5 separate regions of the Homo sapiens genome follow, and all the other regions are linked to region 5. A link is a contact called in ENCODE Hi-C or POLR2A ChIA-PET data. All regions are on one chromosome and are shown on one strand. The core of a region is the stretch at or near the end of the contact, and the rest is flanking DNA. Distances in the headings are between cores, read along the strand shown. Region 1 holds the start of KRABD3 (KRAB domain containing 3). Region 2 holds the start of CUL1 (cullin 1). Region 3 holds the start of GHET1 (gastric carcinoma proliferation enhancing transcript 1). Region 4 holds the start of PDIA4 (protein disulfide isomerase family A member 4). Region 5 holds the start of PAXIP1-DT (PAXIP1 divergent transcript).

The links. A loop is a pair of places that touch in the nucleus more often than their neighbours do. ChIA-PET counts read pairs that join two places held with the same protein, here RNA polymerase II (POLR2A). Pooled maps may share reads with other maps.
Region 1: a map of ascending aorta shows a loop between it and region 5 (5-fold over the local background). The contact joins the promoter of KRABD3 here to the promoter of PAXIP1-DT in region 5. A Hi-C loop is called at or near these places in 1 of 168 maps with a recorded cell type or tissue (ascending aorta), 1 of 37 single-sample maps with no recorded cell type and 5 of 50 pooled maps.
Region 2: a loop to region 5 is called in a map of naive thymus-derived CD4-positive, alpha-beta T cell, with 27 times the contacts of the local background. The contact joins the promoter of CUL1 here to the promoter of PAXIP1-DT in region 5. A Hi-C loop is called at or near these places in 1 of 168 maps with a recorded cell type or tissue (naive thymus-derived CD4-positive, alpha-beta T cell) and 5 of 50 pooled maps. POLR2A ChIA-PET finds 5 or more read pairs at or near these places in 1 of 52 experiments (activated CD8-positive, alpha-beta memory T cell).
Region 3: a pooled map shows a loop between it and region 5 (21-fold over the local background). The contact joins the promoter of GHET1 here to the promoter of PAXIP1-DT in region 5. A Hi-C loop is called at or near these places in 1 of 37 single-sample maps with no recorded cell type and 4 of 50 pooled maps. POLR2A ChIA-PET finds 5 or more read pairs at or near these places in 1 of 52 experiments (CD4-positive, alpha-beta T cell).
Region 4: a loop to region 5 is called in a map of endothelial cell of umbilical vein, with 14 times the contacts of the local background. The contact joins the promoter of PDIA4 here to the promoter of PAXIP1-DT in region 5. A Hi-C loop is called at or near these places in 1 of 168 maps with a recorded cell type or tissue (endothelial cell of umbilical vein), 1 of 37 single-sample maps with no recorded cell type and 5 of 50 pooled maps.

What each region holds. Positions count from the first base shown.
Region 1 is chr7:149,713,150-149,716,912 of GRCh38, forward strand. It overlaps KRABD3 (KRAB domain containing 3), which reads left to right and starts at 1,802. Exons shown (of 17, transcript NM_001290187.2): 1 at 1,802-1,917. The coding sequence starts at 1,906. RefSeq lists silencers at 329-623, 1,450-1,889 and enhancers at 955-1,454, 2,092-2,724.
Region 2 is chr7:148,696,983-148,700,565 of GRCh38, forward strand. It overlaps CUL1 (cullin 1), which reads left to right and starts at 1,921. Exons shown (of 22, transcript NM_003592.3): 1 at 1,921-2,047. RefSeq lists silencers at 776-835, 1,496-2,525, 2,826-2,925 and enhancers at 1,106-1,155, 2,223-2,948.
Region 3 is chr7:148,985,255-148,988,958 of GRCh38, forward strand. GHET1 (gastric carcinoma proliferation enhancing transcript 1) reads left to right here and starts at 2,273. Exons shown (of 1, transcript NR_130107.1): 1 at 2,273-3,704. It also overlaps RNY1. RefSeq lists a silencer at 1,920-1,989 and enhancers at 2,132-2,632, 2,200-2,249, 2,570-2,619.
Region 4 is chr7:149,026,962-149,030,655 of GRCh38, forward strand. It overlaps PDIA4 (protein disulfide isomerase family A member 4), which reads right to left and starts at 1,544. Exons shown (of 10, transcript NM_004911.5): 1 at 1,360-1,544. The coding sequence starts at 1,447. RefSeq lists enhancers at 664-1,258, 1,259-1,852 and silencers at 1,177-1,226, 1,317-1,386, 1,457-2,036.
Region 5 is chr7:155,001,175-155,004,682 of GRCh38, forward strand. It overlaps PAXIP1-DT (PAXIP1 divergent transcript), which reads left to right and starts at 2,259. Exons shown (of 1, transcript NR_028090.1): 1 at 2,259-3,508. PAXIP1 (PAX interacting protein 1) reads right to left here and starts at 1,950. Exons shown (of 21, transcript NM_007349.4): 1 at 1,675-1,950. The coding sequence starts at 1,755. RefSeq lists silencers at 1,091-1,240, 1,411-1,780, 1,811-2,500, 2,521-2,600 and an enhancer at 2,845-3,346.

The DNA of each region.
Region 1 (3,763 bases), core at 552-3,051, 5.3 Mb before region 5:
TTAAGGCAGGGGTCCCCAGTCCCTGGGCTATGGACCAGTACCAGTCCTGGCCTGTTAGGAGCTGGGCAGTGCAGCAGGAGGTGAGCTGCGGGCAAGCCAGGGAAAGCTTTATCTGTAGTTACAGCCACTCCCCCTTGCTCGCATTACCCCTGAGCTCTGCCTCCTGTCAGATCTGCAGGTGCTGGATTCTCATAGGAGCCAGAACCCTGTTGTGAATGCGGGATCCAGGTTGCGGGCTCCTTAGGAGAATCTAATGCCTGGTGATCTGAGTTGGAACAGTTTCATCCCAAAACAACCCCCCTCCCAGTCCATGCAAAAATTCCCTTCCACAAAACCGGGCTCTGGCCCAAAAGGTTGGGGACCCCTGATTTAGGGGGTTTTAACGTTTAGGGATCCCGGGCCGGAGGGTGGGCGGTGGAGAGGAGCTGGGAGCAGGAACACATTACTGTAAGGAGCCCGCCTCACCTCGGCACGGAGGTGGGACCCGGCCTAAAGCCCAGGAGGCGACTTACCCTGAGGGCTGTGGCCTGTAGGGCTCTTGAAAAGTTGGACTTTTAAGTTTTCCCTTTCCGCGAGGTGGGGCCTTGTGATATCTTCAAATCCTTGTTCAGCAGGCTGCGCACACGCCGGTCCTGTGTCTAAGGTGTCTCGGGTATGACCGAGGGGGCTTTGCCCGAGTGGGCGTGCGCCTTTCCTCGGAGGCCGGGACGAGGGGTTGTCGGCATCGTACCCGAGTCCGTGATCATGGCCGGCGCGGCTGCAAGGGCCAGCCCCGGGCGACTGGGCGAGGAATTCCCTTTCCTTCCCTCCGATATTGCCCAGGCAGAGCGCTGTCTGGGCCGCAAGGTCTGGACGGGGCTTCCAAACTCAGAGCAGAGTCTCCTCTGCGTGGGACCACAGCCTCCCCTTCCCCTCCAAGCTTCTGTCTGGCACAGCAGGCTTAGCCCCGCAGGCCCCCTTCCAGCAGCCTTCTATAAAAATGACGGGGTCCTTCTCCAGACAGGAAAACCAGGCTCGCTGCGCCTCGCCCGCACCCCCGGAGCGCTCTCGCAGCGCCCGCCCAGACCAGGCCTTCGAACTCGTGAAGCGCAGGGGGAGGCAGAGGAGAGTGGGCCGCGCTTCCTTCCCGCATCACACGTTTATTTGAGGCCTACTATGTGCCAGGAACAACTGGGGTTACCACCCCAGCAAACAGGCACGCAAAATGTGACACGAAGGTAGGTCATGGCTGCGGCGAGCGGGGGCGCGGGCGAAAGACGTGAGGATGTACGGGGGCCTGGCAGCTGCTCTGTCCCACCCACGCCCGGCCGGACCCTCGACCCCTTTCACTCCAGGTCGGGTTTCCCCGACCGCGGCCTCTGGGAAAGATGGGTCCCTCTTCATCCCCACCATCAGCCCCTGGCACATGGGACGCGCTGAGTGGTGGCTGCGGGAATGAATGAGTGATAAGCGGCGCGTACCCGCGGGCTTGCACGCCCACAGCCGCCCCGGCTGGTCTCGGCGCGCAACCTCTACCCGCAGCTGGGGGCGGGGACGAGGGGAGGGGGCGGGGACGAGGCCCGAGCCAGGTCCGCCCCGCCCTGTCTCCGCCCCCCGCTTCCGAGCCGGCGCCGCGGCGCCTTCTGGGAAGTGTAGTCCGCGTCTGCGCCGGCCGGCCGGGCCGCCGAAGCCGGGGGCTCCGGGCGGAAACGGCACCACCCACCAAGGGATGCGAGGCGCTCGGGGCGGGCTCAACGAGGCCGGGGGCGGGCCCGGGCGCGCCCACCCCCGCCCCTCCCCCTCGGCCCAGGCCCCCGGCCCCGCCTTCTCCTGCGCGGACCTGGGCCGCCGCCGACGAGGGTCGCGTGCGCCCGCGCCAGGGCCCGCGCCGGAAACCGAGGAGTGGCGGGGAGGCTGAGCCCGGGGATGGCGCGCCAGGTAAGGCAGGCGGACGCGCGGACCCCTCGGCGCAGTGCGGCCCCGAAGGCGGTAGGGCGAGAAAGAGCTGGGACCCCCCCGCAACTTCGGGATCGGCTGGGTGAGGCTGGGCAGGCCTGATGCTCAGGGGTTCGTGCCGGGAAGTTCAGGTCCTCGGACAACCTCTCTCCAGCTCTCCGCCGCCGGTACCCACGGCCCAGTCTCCACCTGGGGAAACCCCCTTGGCGTGGCTTGTTTCGTTACAAGTTATCCTGGTAGAGTGGGCATGAAGGCCTCGGAGGCAGTGAGTAAATCTCATACTTCTGTTCTTGGTGGAATCCTGGATCCCGGGGGCTGGGGACGTGGAAATGGGGAGAAACAAAGATAGAACAAACCCCAAGTTTTGTCTTGGGAAGCCTGCAGGTAAGGCGTTTAGATCTGAGAACTGGAGGGAGAGCCCCAGGCCGTGACAGCCTGGGCACCGTTTGGGCTAGGTTGTGTGTGGGCTGTGACGATGCTGGGAAACTCTGGTGCTGATATCAGTGAGGTATCAGGTATCTGGTGCTGATACCAGCAACTGCTCCACGTTCTTCTGGATGGGCACCTGGAGCCAGTTCTGCAACCGTGGTGGCTCCTGAGCTTTGGCCAGTCCGAGGCAGCCATGGATGGGGGGCAGCGTGTGACTAGGCAGAGCAAACACTGTGCCAGGCCCTTGGCGTCATTAGTGCCCCCAAGCATTTGGGGAGAAGGGAGAGGCTAGGCAAATTGGATGTTGTTGGGCAGGGACAGTCAAGTGTCCTTTTCAGGTCTGGCTGCACAGTTAAGTAGCCTAGGGACACCCTGGTTCAGACATGCCCATGGCCCCATCCTAAGGCCTCCTCATACCACAGTTTCCTGTTCTGTAAAGTGAGGAGTTTGGGCCATTGACCTTTCAGATCTGATGAGGGGAATATCCTCACACTACGTAGCTTCATGGAGAAGGTGGCCAGGAGTGACCTTGGGGAGTGGTAGGTCACTGTAAGGTGGAGAGGAGCAGGGAGGGTTCCCAGAAGCCCAGGGCAATGTGAGCACAGCCTCCAGGTTGAGAGGTCCTGTGGCAGGGTCTGATCAGGGAGCCCGAGCCTGAGGCCCACTGGGAGAGCAGGTCTAGGTTGGGAAGGACTGTGAGAGAGGGGCAGGTCCAGCAGGCACTGAAGCTGCAGTTTTTGTGCTGGGCTAGTGACACGGTGGAAGGGTGATGTTAGGAGGACCAGTGTGCAGCTATGAGCTAGGAGGCTGCCCAGTTACAAGAGTCCTGGGTCAGCCCAGAAAGCTTTTCTCCATTGGTTGGGGGAAGGAGGTGAAGTGGGGCCCGAGGAGGAAGGCCGGTGGTGTGTGGGCAGAGCCAGCCAGTGGTGGCCTTCCTCCTCCCGAAGATGAGTTTTGTAGCCCAGGTGTTTGCACACTCACACTTGCTCACTCCCTCACACACAAAACCCTCACTCTTTGCTTTTTCTGGGGAGAGGGAGGCCACTGGCAGAAGCGCCTACCCTGGCCACAGTCAGTTCCCATTCTCATTTTCTAAGAATTTTATCACAAAACAGTTTGTCTTGAGGCTGAGATGGTGAGAGGCCTGGAAAGCATCTCTTACAGATTCCTGGAAGAGCTGGGATATATTTAGTCTGGAGCGAGAGAGACACCGGTGGTCAGGAGCAGTATGTGGAAGAGCTCAGCTGGCAGGCTCAGACCTGCAAGCGGGCATTAGGCAGACAGGTCTGGCTGCAGTATTACTAATCATAGCACTTAATATTCATAGTCCCCGCATTTGTTCTAGGCACTATTCCTGTATTTGTTTTGTCTTCACAATACCTCTATGAGGTAGGTTGTT
Region 2 (3,583 bases), core at 671-3,170, 6.3 Mb before region 5:
AGGCAGTGAGAAGAGAGAGGGTGGTGTGGGTGGACCAAATACTGCTATTAAGGAAAAAGAGAGGGTGGAGGAAACAAACAATACAGGGAAGGTTGACCCACTCAGCCCTTCTATTCAGCTGGAGGAAGTCACAGAAAAGGAGGCTATATTGAATGGTAAGATTGGAGAAGACTGGTTAGGGAATAGGAAGATAAGCTGTTGTCTAAAAAACGCAGTCTCCAGTAAAAGGAAGAAATTGGGACATTTTTTTAAAACCCCACATAGGTACACTGGAAAACATGGGCCACAGGGATAAACCTTCCATTTTTACTTCCAACCTTACCATGTGCTCACAAAAAAAGGTGTTAAATACATGTAAGTTTTGACGAGGTTATTTAAAAGTGTAGGATATAAACCAAGAATTTTTCACACCCCAAAACCCCGCACAAATTAAGGGATTACATATCTGAGTGACAAGTACATACAAACGCATTACTTCTAGAGATACTTAGATGTAGATAAAAGACCACATTTCAATAGAAGGATCACACAGACCAGTGGGATGTTTCTTCTGAGATAACCCACTTTATGCAGGAAACAGTGTGGACTCTGGGGACGGCCTCTGCTCTGGCTGAGGATTTCTGTCCCAGAGCGGTACAGGAATCTGCGTAGTGTTTTAGTTTGGAGAAAACAGGAAGTTACACTCATCACATCTTTTGCCCAGATGATAGAATTCGAAATCCCCCCGGGGTTGTTCATGGAATGAGCCGCTCTGTTATGTTGTGAGCCGTGGTATTAATCAGCCACCCCTCACTAGGTGTTGGGGTTCCACCACGCTTCCTCCACCCCCCGTCACCACAGCAGCGGGTAGTATTTAGGTTGAATATTCCAAATAGTCAATTATGACAGTTAATTTCAAATGAGATGACTTCGAAGTACACGTGAAAACAATACTATTTTATATCACGACTCATGCCATCCGTATGTGTAATCAAAGCCTTCTAAGTCTTGATATGTCCTTACAAAGACGAAGGATAGAGTGAATGTCAAAATTTGCCAAACAGGAGTTACTGAAAGTCTGAAGGGGAAAGCCTAGTTAGGTTTTATCTTAGAAGTGATTTTTAAAACGAAACACGCAGATAAGCTCGAGCTTTCTGGAGCCGATTCCTAAGGCCTTGCAGGTGGTAAGGGGGTCGAGAATTGGCTGAGGTTCCTCGGAAGTCCGCGCCGATTCGGAGGGCCACCTCTGACTTTCTGATCTGGGGTGCAACCCCCAGTCCCTGTCCCGGTCGACAAAGGTGTGGAGTCAGGTTCCAGGCAAGCTGGGGGTGGGGGTGCGCACAAGGGAGGGGCAGGGGACTGGGACCCCCTCTTCTTCGGGGTGCTTCGGGCCGTTTCTCCAGAGGCTGGTGGTGTCCCCGACCCAAGCAGCTCAGCCCCGCTCGCGAGGTCCGAAGTGGCGGGAACGGGTCCTCCGCGGCGGTCCCAAGGCGAGGGAGGCTGTAAAACCTGGCAGAGAATCCGGCGCGCCGGGTCGGGGATGTCTCGGGTGCCGGGGGCAGGGGCCGCAGGCTCGCAGGTAGAAGCTTCCCCACGCGAGCGGGGGCCTCGGCCGCGGAAGGGGCGCCCCCGGGGCCGCCGGCAGCGGCGAGCGGGCGGGAGGGAGCTTTCCGGGCCCCTCCCGCGCCTCGGGCTGGCGGGGCGATGGCGACGACGGTTTCCCGGCTCCCCCGCCCCGGACGCCGATGGCGGTGCGTTCCGGCCCTCCCCCAACAGCTTCTCCCCCGCGGTCGCCGGAGCCGGTGAGGCCGAGAGGGCGGGGAGCCGCGCAGGGAAGGCGAGAGGGCGGAGGTTGCGTGGTGCAGGCGGCGGCGGCGGGAGGAGGAGGGCCGGGCGGGCAGGGGAGGAGGAGGAGGCGGGCGCCGTGTCGCACGCAGCTCCAGGCGGGGCAGCCCCGGTAGCTGAGGGACGCAGCTAGACCTTGGCGGGACGGGGCTTTCGCCGGGGCCCAGGCCCAGGGACCAGGCGGAGGCGTCGCGGGAGCCTTTGGGGCACCACAGAGATGCGGGTGAGTGTCGGCAGCCGCCGGGGCCGAGAGGAGGTGGCGGCGGCGGCGGCGGCGCAGGCCCGGCCCCGAGCCGCGGTGTCGCAGTGACTCGGGCCGCGACGGCCGAAACCAGGCGCCTGGCGAGGCCTGAGCCGCCGAAACGCGGCCGGGCAGAATGGCGGCCGGGCCGGGGGACTCGTGGGCGGAGGACGCCGAAGGTGGCAGAGGAGCGAGCGGGGCCGGGCCCTGAGTCACCCCGGACGGGCCGGGGCGGCCAGGCCTGGACTACGCACTGGGAAAAAGCACGATTCATCGCGCCTGGAGGCGGCGGCCTGGTGGCGCCGGCCCCTTTCCCCGCCGCGACCGGGCTGGGTTCTCGGAGGGTGGGCCGACGTGTGGCCCGGGGCGGCTCGGGCGTCCGCGCCTCGCCTGGTGAGGCGACCTCCGCGGGACGCCGGGACCCGTGCCCTTGCCCCCTCGCGCCCACGCTTCTTCCCGGCGCTGCTTTCCGGCCGACGCGTGTTCCCCTGTGAGCTCTGGGCTCAAGCGCAGGAGCAGCCGCGGAGCCGGGCTCTCTCGCTTTCCGGTTCCCTGCCCGCGGCTCTCGGGTTCCCCGCCTGCATTGTTGCGAACGTGCAGGGCGCTATTATTGGGTAACAGTCGCCCTTTTGCCCCGTTCTCCTGGGAGAGCGGGCCGGGGCATGCGCGCAGGGATGCTAGCCCGGCGGCCGAACCGGACAGAGCCCCCCGGCGCCCGCCTATCGCTCGCTAGTCGGGCCGGGCCCTGCGCTGCGGCCTCGGCGCGCCCCCGGTCCCAACGGGAGCGCGCGCCCTGACCCTGAGGGTAGCCGTGCGCCCGCCAGGCCGCTGGGACTTGGGGTCCCCAGACTCGGGGGTCGTCGCTTTTTTTTCCCTTAAGATCTGAAAGACCCCCGTTTCTGCCACCCGTGCAGTATTGTGTAGCGCAGACATAAGATAAGAAAGAGAGGAATGCTTGTAGACATTCCTTGAAATGAATCCCCAAAGTTAGGGTTTTCTCCCTGGCTGGCTTTGCCAAAAAGAGGATTCTCTTTTCCGATTGGGTCACTCTTGGTTGCTTCTGGTTCGTAGTAGGGGTTAGTGGTAAGTGCGCAAATACTGAATTGCAGTCTACTTAAATATTTGTTTGCTCTGTGTAATTGCTCTTTCCTGTAGTAGCATTAAAATCGTCAAAAGTTCTGAGTGGAGTAAACGATCACACTTTTTGGAATGCACTTAACGAAGCGGCAGAAGAGGAACTAGATTCCTTTTTTACTTCAAGCCATGAGCTTCTAGGACCTAAGCATAGCTTAACGCCTCGCAGAAGTGTGTGCAGTTTTAAGTTTAACACTTCATTTCATGGTGCACCCGAAAATGTACCCGATTTTCTGAAATCCTGGAGAGTGTATTACGTAGTAAAATATGTAATGATGTTTAAAATGTAAAACCAGTCATTCTGTTTGAAAAAGATATTTGGAGATGAGATTTTTCTTTGTTTAAAGAAGGTTTGTTTTTGGATATTGAAAAATGTTTTACTTG
Region 3 (3,704 bases), core at 1,023-3,522, 6.0 Mb before region 5:
TGGACTGCAAAGAATATTAAATGAAATAGGTCATATGAAAATACCCTGTACCTTATAAAACACAATACAAATGTATTCCTTTGCAAATATCAAATGGTGACTATGGCCAATAGACTGTTACTCTCTTGCAATATCATTTAATTGCCATTATTCCTGAGATACAGTGACAGTCCTGTGTTCATAGCTGGTACGTGATCATAGCAACATCAGTTGGCTTGAACAATCACTGTAATTAAGGCATATCTATTATTGAAGAAGCAGCAAGCTAGCTGTACGGGAAAAGCCTCGGGACTTAGATTGAGGAGACCCTTAAGTCTTGACTTCCTGATTCAGTTACCTCTCACCAGGTTCCCCCTCAACACCTGAGAATTACAATTCAAGGCCGGGTGTGGTGGTTTTTGCCTGTATTCCCAGCACTTTGGAGCCCGAGGTTGGCGGACCACCTGAGGTCGGGAGTTCGAGACCAGCCTGACCAACATGGAGGAACCCCGTCTCCACTAAAATACAAAAAATTAGCTGGGCGTGGTGGCACATGCCTGTAATCCCAGCTACTCGGGAGGCTGAGGCAGGAGAATCGCTTGAACCTGGGAAGCGGAGGTTGCAGTGAGCCGAGATCGCGCCATTGTGCTCCAGCCTGGGGAACAAGAGCGAAACTCCGTCTCAGAAAGAAAAAAAAAAAACAAAAAACCCCACAGGGAAGCTCTTGGGAAACCCACATGTGCCCTCAAGGTGCCTTGGGTTACTTTCACCTATAAGAAAAATTTAAATATTCTTTTGTTGTATACACATTTGTGGCAGTCACACTGTACTGCAACACCACCACAATCTCATCAAACAACACTTTGCCTCGAGGCTGTTAGGAATGTATACTTCCATGTAGCGAAGAGGGAAGGAAGATCAGTGTAATGACCCTTTGTTTCTGATGAGGAGGCAGCTGCGTGGCTTTCTAAAGGCTACATAAGAACCTAAGGGCTGAACCAGGATTAGAAAGTGGCTCTGGTGCCTCACGTGGTGAGCATCCCGCAATGTACTCTGCCCTCTTCCGCCTTCTCTATTTTCAAACTCTTGGACTTGGTTTGTCTTCCTCCAAAATACTTTCTCTCTGAAAATGTTCACATCTCTTAGCTTCAAAACTTAACTGGATTGTCGACTTTGAAATGCCTCTTAATTTTGTCCATTGAGTGTTGTATCATCAAATACCAGTCCTTAATCCTACTGATATTAAAACATTAAAAAAATCCTGGCCGTGCGCGGTGGCTCACGCCTGTAATCCCAGCACTTTGGGAGGTTGAGGCAGGAGGATCACTTGAGGTTAGGAGTTCAAGACCAGCCTGGCCAACATGGCGAAACTTCGGTCTTTACAAAAATAGAAAAATTAGCCAGGCGTGGTGGCGCGCGCCTATAGTCCCAGCTACTCAGGAGGCTAAGGCAAGATAATCGCTTGGACCCACGAGGCGGAGGTTGCAGTGAGCCGAGATCACACCACTGCACTCCAGCCTGGGTGACAGAGACTCCAGCCTGTCTCAAAAAAAAAAAAAAAAAAAAAAAAAAAGAAAGAAAAGAAAAGAAAAAGTACAAGAAAAAGAAAAACCCCTATTCACCCTCATCCCATTTCCTGTCTTTGATCTCTTAGGACATACTATACCATCTTTACCAATAATTGGTCCGTAGTATCTATTACTATTTATTTGATTTTTGTTTTCTTTTTCCTTCTTGTCTGTGATGGGTTTTCCCAAATTTACTGTTTGTTTCTGGAAGAAAAGAATAGTACTTCGTTTTCCCCCTGTATTCCATGCTTTATTTAATGATGCTGACTTTCAACATTTTAAAATTGAGATGAAAACAAGAAACGAGGGATGCCAGGAGAGTGGAAACTCTCGTAAAAGACTAGTCAAGTGCAGTAGTGAGAAGGGGGGAAAGAGTAGAACAAGGAGTTCGATCTGTAACTGACTGTGAACAATCAATTGAGATAACTCACTACCTTCGGACCAGCCAATAAGTCCTCCTACTGTTTGAACTATTTAAAGCCCCCAAATTTGTTCATTTTCCCCTTACAGTGATATTCTGGTTTCAGTTTACTGATGACTATATTTACAATATTAATGATATATATATACTCTAAGAATTCCCTGGCACATCTATTTATCAATAGCTGGAAAAACGTACTGAATAACAAGAATCAGACGTGTTGCTAAGCATCCTGGGAAAGAGATATGCAAAATTAGCATTTCGTCATCAGGGCGTCTTTCCCCCGGTTTGTCTTGAGTGGCTCAGCCACCGCAAGGTACCAGAGAGCCGCCCAATCTGCGCTGGCCTCCTTTATCTGTTTGCTGTGTGACCCTCCGGACAGCTCTGTGGGACCTGGAGGAAACTGTGAGCCCTACAGATAAAGTCTGTGCTTCCAGCGTCGGTAAATCCCAGCAAGCGCCACTACCTGGAGGCTGACACTTTCCCATCTTGGCAGTCAGCTCCCTACAGAGGTGCTTCTCCCACTGCCCAAGATCCCTGCCTCCTCCTTAAACCCCAACTGATAGAACAGAAACCACCACCTAAGGAACGTGAAGGGGAAGCATCTGAAACACCAGAAGATCTTGGATTGTTCCTGAGGACTTCAGAATCTACAGGGACAAAAGGCAGAAGCAGGAAGTCCGAAGTAAAGATGACTAAGAAAAGGCGGGTGGAAAAGATTTCTGTGAAAGTGTCAGAGGCAAAGCTCTGAAAGACCTGAAACTCATGCCGAAAGCAAAGAACAGCAAAAAGACAGTAGGGATGTGTCTGGAGCAACAAGGATCGGGCTGTTCCTGGGGCAGCCGAATTCACAGCTCTGTTTTACTCCTAATGGAGGATCTTCCTGCTGCAGCGGCGAGTAGACCTTACTGTAAAGGTGCAGGCAAGGGGAGGGGAAGGGCAGGCAGCTGCCCATTGGAGTTCACATCTCCAAGCCTGAGAAAATGTGTTCCTGGATGCCCCAAGCCAATGGAAAAGCAGAATCATTGACTATGTTTGACTCCTTCTGGTACCTAGCACAGTATCTGGGACACAGCAGGTGCTATGTAAATGTGTTGAGTGAATGAATGAATGAATGCCATTGAGGAGAATGAATAACCCCAGAAAACTAGACATGGGTAGATGTTGTCCTAATTTCAAAAGAGGGGAAAATGAGAGTGAGAGTTTCATAAATGACAATCTCTAAACGATGTTGCTCTCTAGCAAAATTCTAGAATGGATTATTTTAAGAACAAAGCAGGTAAACATTGGCAGCCAACTTGAAATTAATAAGAAAAAGGTGTGCGCCAGAATAGTTTTATTTCCTTTTGTTTTTCATTGTACAGCTTGATTTGACTAAGTTGTTTATACCTTTCACTCTGCCTTTGCATGCACTGGGGGTGATCTAGTCTACTATGTGGACTGGAAGTCCACCCAGTGGCCAGGCTCAGAGGCAGGGAAGGGGGGTTGGTGCCATTCTGGGAGAGGAGGTTTCTGGGGCTGTTTCTCAGCCAGATCCTGTCTCATCTGTTTCCAACAACCCCACAAATGAAGACACTGAAGCTGACTAATCAAATTGACTGATGCCCCAATAGGTGTCATGATATGCAGTGAGAATCCGGCAGGCATTAGAGATGAACAGCACGGGCTGCAGCCACATTATCTCAGCTTGAGTCCTAGTTTTCACCAGCTACTAGCTAGCTATCTCTGGTCAAGTC
Region 4 (3,694 bases), core at 294-2,793, 6.0 Mb before region 5:
TCCTAAAGCCACTCTCCCAGGCCTCTCAAGAATCCCCCCAAAAACAGAATCACTGGATCAAAACCAAGACAGTGCTATATGCTTTTCCGCTATGTTCCAAAAAGCATCTTCCACCCACACTGGTCCTCAACTTTCACTGTGCCTCCCGAAGTTAATTCTATGTCTCAAGGGAAAACTGACTTAAAACGCAGATTCCGGGGCCCACCCCTGCATTCTGCTTCAGTGTATTTTGGGTATCTGTATTTAAATAAACACTATTTAAACAAACATGATTTGGGTAAAGGTCTCAAGACACAATTTGTAAGCAGTCCCGCTATCGGATTCCTTTCGGCAGGTGTTTTTCTCGCCGAGTGTGGGTTTTTACTTCCTTTTCTATTTGGGCAAAGACTCTTTTTGAATCAGTGACCCACGCAGAAGTTACTCAATCTGTTTGAAAGAGTATAAAGTTCACGATTTCCCTACACACTAACATTATCAAAGAGTGTATATTTATATTAGAACAAACTCAGAAGGTTAAAAAGCTAGTGATTAAAAGTAAGGGCAGAGAGGAAGAAGGTAAAGACCAGTACCTGGATGCCTTATTCTCTAGGAATAACAACTTTTCCTTAATTAGCACTTCCTAATCTTCAGAGTTCTTATGTCTGCAGCTAGCTCACTTCGAAGAAAAATGCAGGGACCATGAAGTAGTTGTTACTATTCCTACTGGAGTACGCGCTTCATGGGCAGGGACCACACTCACAATCTTTTCCTCCCAGAACCCAGTACAGGGACTGGCACACAGTAAATGCTAAATGCAGAAGGAATGGTATCTCTAGTTTCTCAAAGGTGCAAACCAAGCCATCCCTTTCTCCAGAATCTATGGATTAATCATTTCCAAATCTACAGACCACATTTTGAAAAGGAATGCTTGCTGTTCCAAAGAACTCGCACTTGTTTCTTCACGCCCTCGCCCCTTCTCTCCAGTGGCTCTCCCTCTCCCTTCCCACTGCCTGGGCGCGTTCGCCTGGAGTTAGCCTGGACCTGACGAAAATCTGTAAATTAAGGCGAAGGACCCAGCTGCAAAAAAGGCGCTCTGCAGCCCTCTCCCAGCCTCGGGTGACAGGGGTCTTCCAGGGCGTCGGAGCCCAAGAGACCCCGGCCACCTTCCTCTCCCGGGAACCCCAAATCGATCCTGCCACTGCCACAGCCACCGCCCCCGCCCCTTCAACTCCGCCAAGTTTACCCCGGGCTCGGCGCCCATCACTAGTTCTGGAGCTGACCGCGCGGAAGCCCGCCCGCCGGGGTCGCAGGGCCCAGGCCCCCGCACAGCTCTGCAGCCCCCGCAAGCACAGCCCGACCCGCGGCGCGCTTGCCGCTCACCCTCGTCCGGGCCCTCGGCACCCGCCACGGCCAGCAGCTGCACCAGCCCCAAGAGCAGCAGGAGCAGGAAGGCTTTCCGGGGCCTCATGGTAGCGGGGGCGGAGCGCGGCCTCCTAGCGTCGGCGGCCGCTGAGCGCACCGAGAACTCGGGGTCTGGCCGACAGCCCGTCGCTCCTTAGCGACGCGGGGGAGCCGGAAAAACCCACGGAAGTCGTCCCCGGCGATTGGCAGGGGGCGGAGGAAGTCGCGGGCCGGCCAATCCCAGACTGACGCCGGCACGGACCGCGCGCGCCTCGGCCGCGACGAGTCGGCTCCGCCGCCCTAGGCCCTCCCTACTCCTGCGCGCGGCCCTCGGCTGCGCGTTTAAAACTCCGAGCCCTAACGTGAGGTGCCCCCTTCTGATTGGCTGCGCCACAACCACCAATCAGCGGCTGCCACTCGGTTTGCCGGGAGCGCACAGGCCAAGAGGGAGAGCGGGGGAGAACAAAGGCGGCGGGCCGGGCACGGGGAGTGCGGGACCTGGCTACGCCTCGGGGCGCTATTGGCAATCGGTGCCGGGGGCGGGGCAGGAGAGGCGGAGCCTGGGAAATGTGGAGCGGGGCGGGGCTCGGCTCAGCATCCTGCGGCCGAACTTGGCAGTAAGAACACGTGTCGGTACCGGAGCGGTGGGGAGCAGTGGCGAGCAGGGCGGTCCTCGCAACCCGCCGGGGCTCTGGGAAGCTGGAGACCAACGCGGGCGGAGGAGCACGAGCCTGTTTGTTGCTAGAAAGGGGCTCCAAGTCCGCTGCATGTTCGTGGCCTTCTTAATTTCTTTTTCTGCTCGAGCAAATAAAAGTTTCATTTCTCTCCGGAGTATTGAGCTAGAGAGCGGGGAAGAGCATGCAGTAAAGTGAATCCAGACTAGAATCTGGGGAAGCCTCTCTCCAAGGTTGCATCTCGGAGAAACAAGCCATCAGATTCTTGTCTAAACTTTGCCTCGTCTTATTTAGTTTTCTAGTGATTTTCTGCAAAAGGAAATACCAGATAGGCAATCTAGTGGTTTACATAGATCTGAATAAAAGCTTGAGGTTTTCCCTCTTGACCACTTTGGAGAAGAAAACTAGGTTAAGATGACGATTTTTGTATGTCAGAAAAGAAGCCTGTAATGTGCATTAAGTTTGAGACTTTTTTTTAACACCTGGGAGTTTGAGAAGGCAAATAGGGAAAAGAAAAAAAATAGAAACTCAAGTTCAGGAATATTTTCTCGTGTGTGCAGATTATTACGTGAGGAAGAAAAAAGGGATAACTCACAGACCTTAGCAATTAAAAATACTTAATTTTTTTGTTGAATGCCTATTAATCTGATGGTTCCTGGTCAATTTTGTAGGGCAGAACATTATGCAACTGTACACACTGATTTATTAGAGTGCTATGAATGTGGGCCACCAGACAGTTCGGTATCATGTTATTTTATTTTTTGAGACAAGAGTCTTGCTCTGTCACCCAAGCTGGAATGCAGTGGCGCCATCTCCTCTCACTGCAACCTCCGCCTCCTGGGTTCAAGTGATTCTACTGTCTCAGCCTCCCGGGTAGGTGGGACCACAGGCGCCCGCCACCACTCCCTGCTAATTTTTATATTTTTAGTAGAGACAGGGTTTCACCACGTTGGCCTGGCTGGTCTCAAACTCCTGACCGACCTCAAGTGATCCACCCACCTCGGCCTCCCAAAGTGCTGGGATTACAGGTGTGAGCCACCGTGCCCAGCCTTAATATCATGTTAAAGATAGACCTGTTCTTCAAAAAGACAAGTCAGAGTTCTCATCTTTCTTCTTGTTTCCTATGACACTGTTAAACTGAGAGGAATGAGGACCCCATTTGCTCAGTGGTGGGAGAAACACAATTTCACTGGCCTTTTGTTGATACAAAGATAGGAAGAAGGCTCTTGAAGTGCTGTCTGTATATGTGTATAAACACACATATATCTTGTGACATTAAAGTAACAATGTTCTTTTTGAAAGCATTTAGGGTATAGCTATAGAAGTTCATTCAACAAAACAGAACTTTATCAAGTTGGAAAGCTCCTTTCTCTTTATCCCTAAATTTTTCACTCAATTTTGTTATGGGTACAAACAGCACTGTGTTGAGGGTCAGAATGGAGAGAGATGAGAAATGATACTTCCATGACTATATCCAAGATCTCCACAGTTGGTTGTTGTAAGCGTAGAGAGGCTGTCTGTCAAATCATAGATATGAGGCCGGGCACAGTGGCTCACTCCTGTAATCCCAGCACTTTGGGAGACTGAGGCAGGCGGATCATGAGAGGTGGGGAGTTCCAGATCAGCCTGGCCAACGTGGT
Region 5 (3,508 bases), core at 1,009-3,508:
GTGGTTTGCCAAGGACATTTTTAAGCACTTAGATTTGATTCAAAGTCGAGTAAATATGGTTCCAGTTCAACTTGTTCCAGGTTTTAAGTAACATTTGGTTCAAGTCCCCTATAAGAGCCAAAGTCCTAAAATGAAACACGAAGGCTAGGAAGGAGGGGGAAGAGAAAAATGGTGGATAGCAAAAAACAAAAACAAAAAAACAAACAAAAAAAAGAGGGGCGGGGGAATCATCAATACTGGAAAAAGCTAACACTGTTACAGGCACTCATCTTCATCGCTCCGTGTTCAGCAACTGTTTTACTCTGTAAATTCAAAGATAGAAGGCTTTTTTTTTTTTTTTGAGACGGAGTCTAGCTGTTGTTGCCCAGGCTGGAGTGCAGTGGCGCGATCTCGGCTCACTGCAACTTCCACCTCCCAGGTTCCAGCAATTCTCCTGCCTCAGCCTCCCGAGTAGCTGAGACCACAGGCGCCCGCCACCACGCCCGGCTAATTTTTGTATTTTTAGTAGAGATGAGGCTTCACCATGTTGGCCAGGCTGGTCTCGAACTCATGACCTCAGGTGATCCACCCGCCTTGGCCTCCCAAAGTGCTGGGATTACAGGGGTAAACCCGGCCTTGAAGTCTCTTTACCCTAAAGTTACAGGGCAAAAAGGGTCCAAAAAGTTGTTACAAGGACGAACCTCAAGAAGGCCAAGATCACTCAGCCTTCTACAATTCCTTCTACACCATCCAAGTTCATCTGCGAAATATGAGTCTCCGCCCTTCCAGGCCTAACTCTGATCACTGGGGATCCCCATCCTCCAAGGTGGGGGCCACTGATGTCACACCCAAGGCAACACAACTGTACAGCTAAACTTTTAAGAAGGAAATATTTTGAAGATTAACCTGAAGAGGATATTCAACTAAGATGCATTCCTACCACGGACTGATAACTGTGTGACATCAAACAGATATATTATTATAGGAATACTAAGGAAAACCCACAATATCCTTTGGCGTGAGCCCAAACTACACAAAATTAAATGTGTAATGTGATGGTGTTACCAGGGTACCGTAAAATTAATCGTCCAAGTGGGAAAATCAAGGAAGACGAATGCCAGCCCCCACGTGCAGGGACACAGGCTGGAAGGGAGCGCTCCTCAGCCCCGCACAGGACGGCAGCTGCCCGGGTGGCGGAGGCGGCCAAGCCGGTGCACGGCCACGACCCCCGCCGGCCGAGCGAGGCTGGGGTCCCCGCGCGAGCTGCCCCGGCTGGGGATCCCGGCGCCCCTCGTCCGCCCTCGGAGCTGCTCTCCCGGGAGCCGAGACGCCCGGCGCGGGGAATGGGGAGACGCGACCCCGCGCCCGTCCCGCTCAGCAAAGGAGCAGAGAACGAGGCGGCCCGGTGGGTCGGGGGCGGCGACCCCAGGGCCGCAGGCCGGGGGCTCAGGGCGCGCACTAGGGGCCGAGGTACAGAGCCCCAGCCGCCTTCCCTCCCGCACTCCCCCGGGCCCGGGCCTCCCGCGCCCACCCCGCGGTCGCCCCTGCCCTCAGCGCAGTCAGGCCAGCGGCCTCGGCGGACCCGACGCTCTGCGCCCGGCGCGCGCCCGCGGCAGGAGCGGGGACGGGGACGGGGACGGGGACGGACGGGGACGCGGACGGGGGAGGAGGCCGCGGCAGGGGCGGGCGCGGTACCTGCGGGTCGATGTCGCCCACCGCGTAATACTTGACCTCCCTGAACATCTCCTCAGGAACTTTGGGCGCCTGGTCCGACATGATCGCGGCGGCCCGGGAGGCTCCGCGGCGGCGCCCGGCCCCGCCCACCCCCCGCCCCCGGCCCCCGCGGCGCCCGGCGCCCCCACTCGCCCCGCCAACGGCCCTGCCCGCGCAGCCCGGGCCCGGTCCTGCGAATCGGGGTCCGCTCCCCCGCCCTCCGCGCCCCCGCCCGCGCCCGCGCCGAGCGCCCGAAGCGCGGGAGCCGCGCGCGCCCTGCGGGACGCACCATCCCGCCCCGGCCACCGAGGGGGAGCGCCGAGGAGCCGCCCGGCCTCCAGTGACGCCCCGCGCCTCTGCCGCCAGCCACGGCTCCGGGGTAGCTGGCGCCGGCAGCCCGCTCTGGCCCTTGCGGTTCCGTGGCCGCCGCTCTGCAACGAGGGGGCCCCGAGGACGAGGGGAAACCAGCTCCCCCCTCGGCGGGGCCGGAGTGAGCCGGTCCCGGGGAGGAGGGGAGCTGGCAGGCCCCTCCCGTCGCCACATGCGGCTGCTCGGGGGCGGCGCATGCGCGCGGCGGAGGGGGGGGTGGGGCCTTGGGGCCGCGAGTGGGAGCGGGAGCGGTTCTGCGGCCTCCTCGGGCTTCTTGGCCCTGGGCGGAGTGGGATTGGGTGTCCCGGCTGTTCGCAGTGGCCGCGAGTGCGGCCGGACCTGGAGTAGTACCTGAGCCGCTCTGGCCGAGCAAGGCGCGGGGCCCCGGTCTACACCGCGCTGGACCCGGCTATGCCGTGACGGAATTCCCGAGGCCGTAGCGCCACGCGAGACGCGCACTGGTGGCCTCCGCGGCGAGTCCTGGGGTCTCCGCAAGGCCTCAGTGCCCGAGCTGGGGACGTGCTGGGGGGAGGCCCGGCCCCGTCGCTGCCCGAGGCCCCGCTGTCCCGGCCGGACCGGCCTGGTCCCTGGCGTCCTGTCGGGTCCGCGCTGGAGGAGAGTCCCAGACAGCAGAGCCCGCGGTGCAGCTCCAGCCCCGGGAAGCCCCGCGCTCAACAGGTTAATACTACACAGCGGCGATTCTAATGGTCACGCTTTTATTTACAGCTCGCCTCCCTTCCGCCAAGATTCACAGAACACGGCAGAGTGGCCTCGGGATCACCTGCCCAAGACACCTGCACGACCGGAAGTTGGGAGAAGAAATTAAGGCCATGATGATGAACGCAGCCTTTCTCGTTTATTTCCAATCCCACAACAAACCGGAGTCCAGGAACTCATGGGTGATTATCGGACTATTACCTAGTCGTAAAACTGTGGAGCATTGGTGTCTAAAGGAATCTGAGACAGACCCGCAGTGTCTCCCCCACATGCCTTAAGTCACTTCTGCCAAGCAGAAAATCATTTTTAAGTAAATGTTAGTGAAATTGGTTTTAAAAAAGAGAAGGGGCCGGGCGCGGTGGCTCACGCCTGTAATCCTATCCTTTAGGAGGCCGAGGTGGGCGGATTGCCTGAGTTCAGGAGTTCGAGACCAGCCTGGGCGACACGGTGAAACCCCGTCCCTACTAAAATACAAAAAATTAGCCGGGCGTGGCGGCACGCGCCTGTAGTCCCAGCTACTCAGGAGGCTGAGGCAGGAGAATGGCTTGAACTCGGGTGGGGGAGGTTGCAATGAGCCGAGATCGCGCCGCTGCACTCCAGCCTGGGCGACAGAGCGAGACTCTGTCTCTGAAAAAAAACAAAACAAAACGAGAAGGCTTTCAAAATTACTCTGCGGTACACTAATTTAACAGATTAGATCACTTTCCAGGCTTTAAGTTGGCCTTTGTTC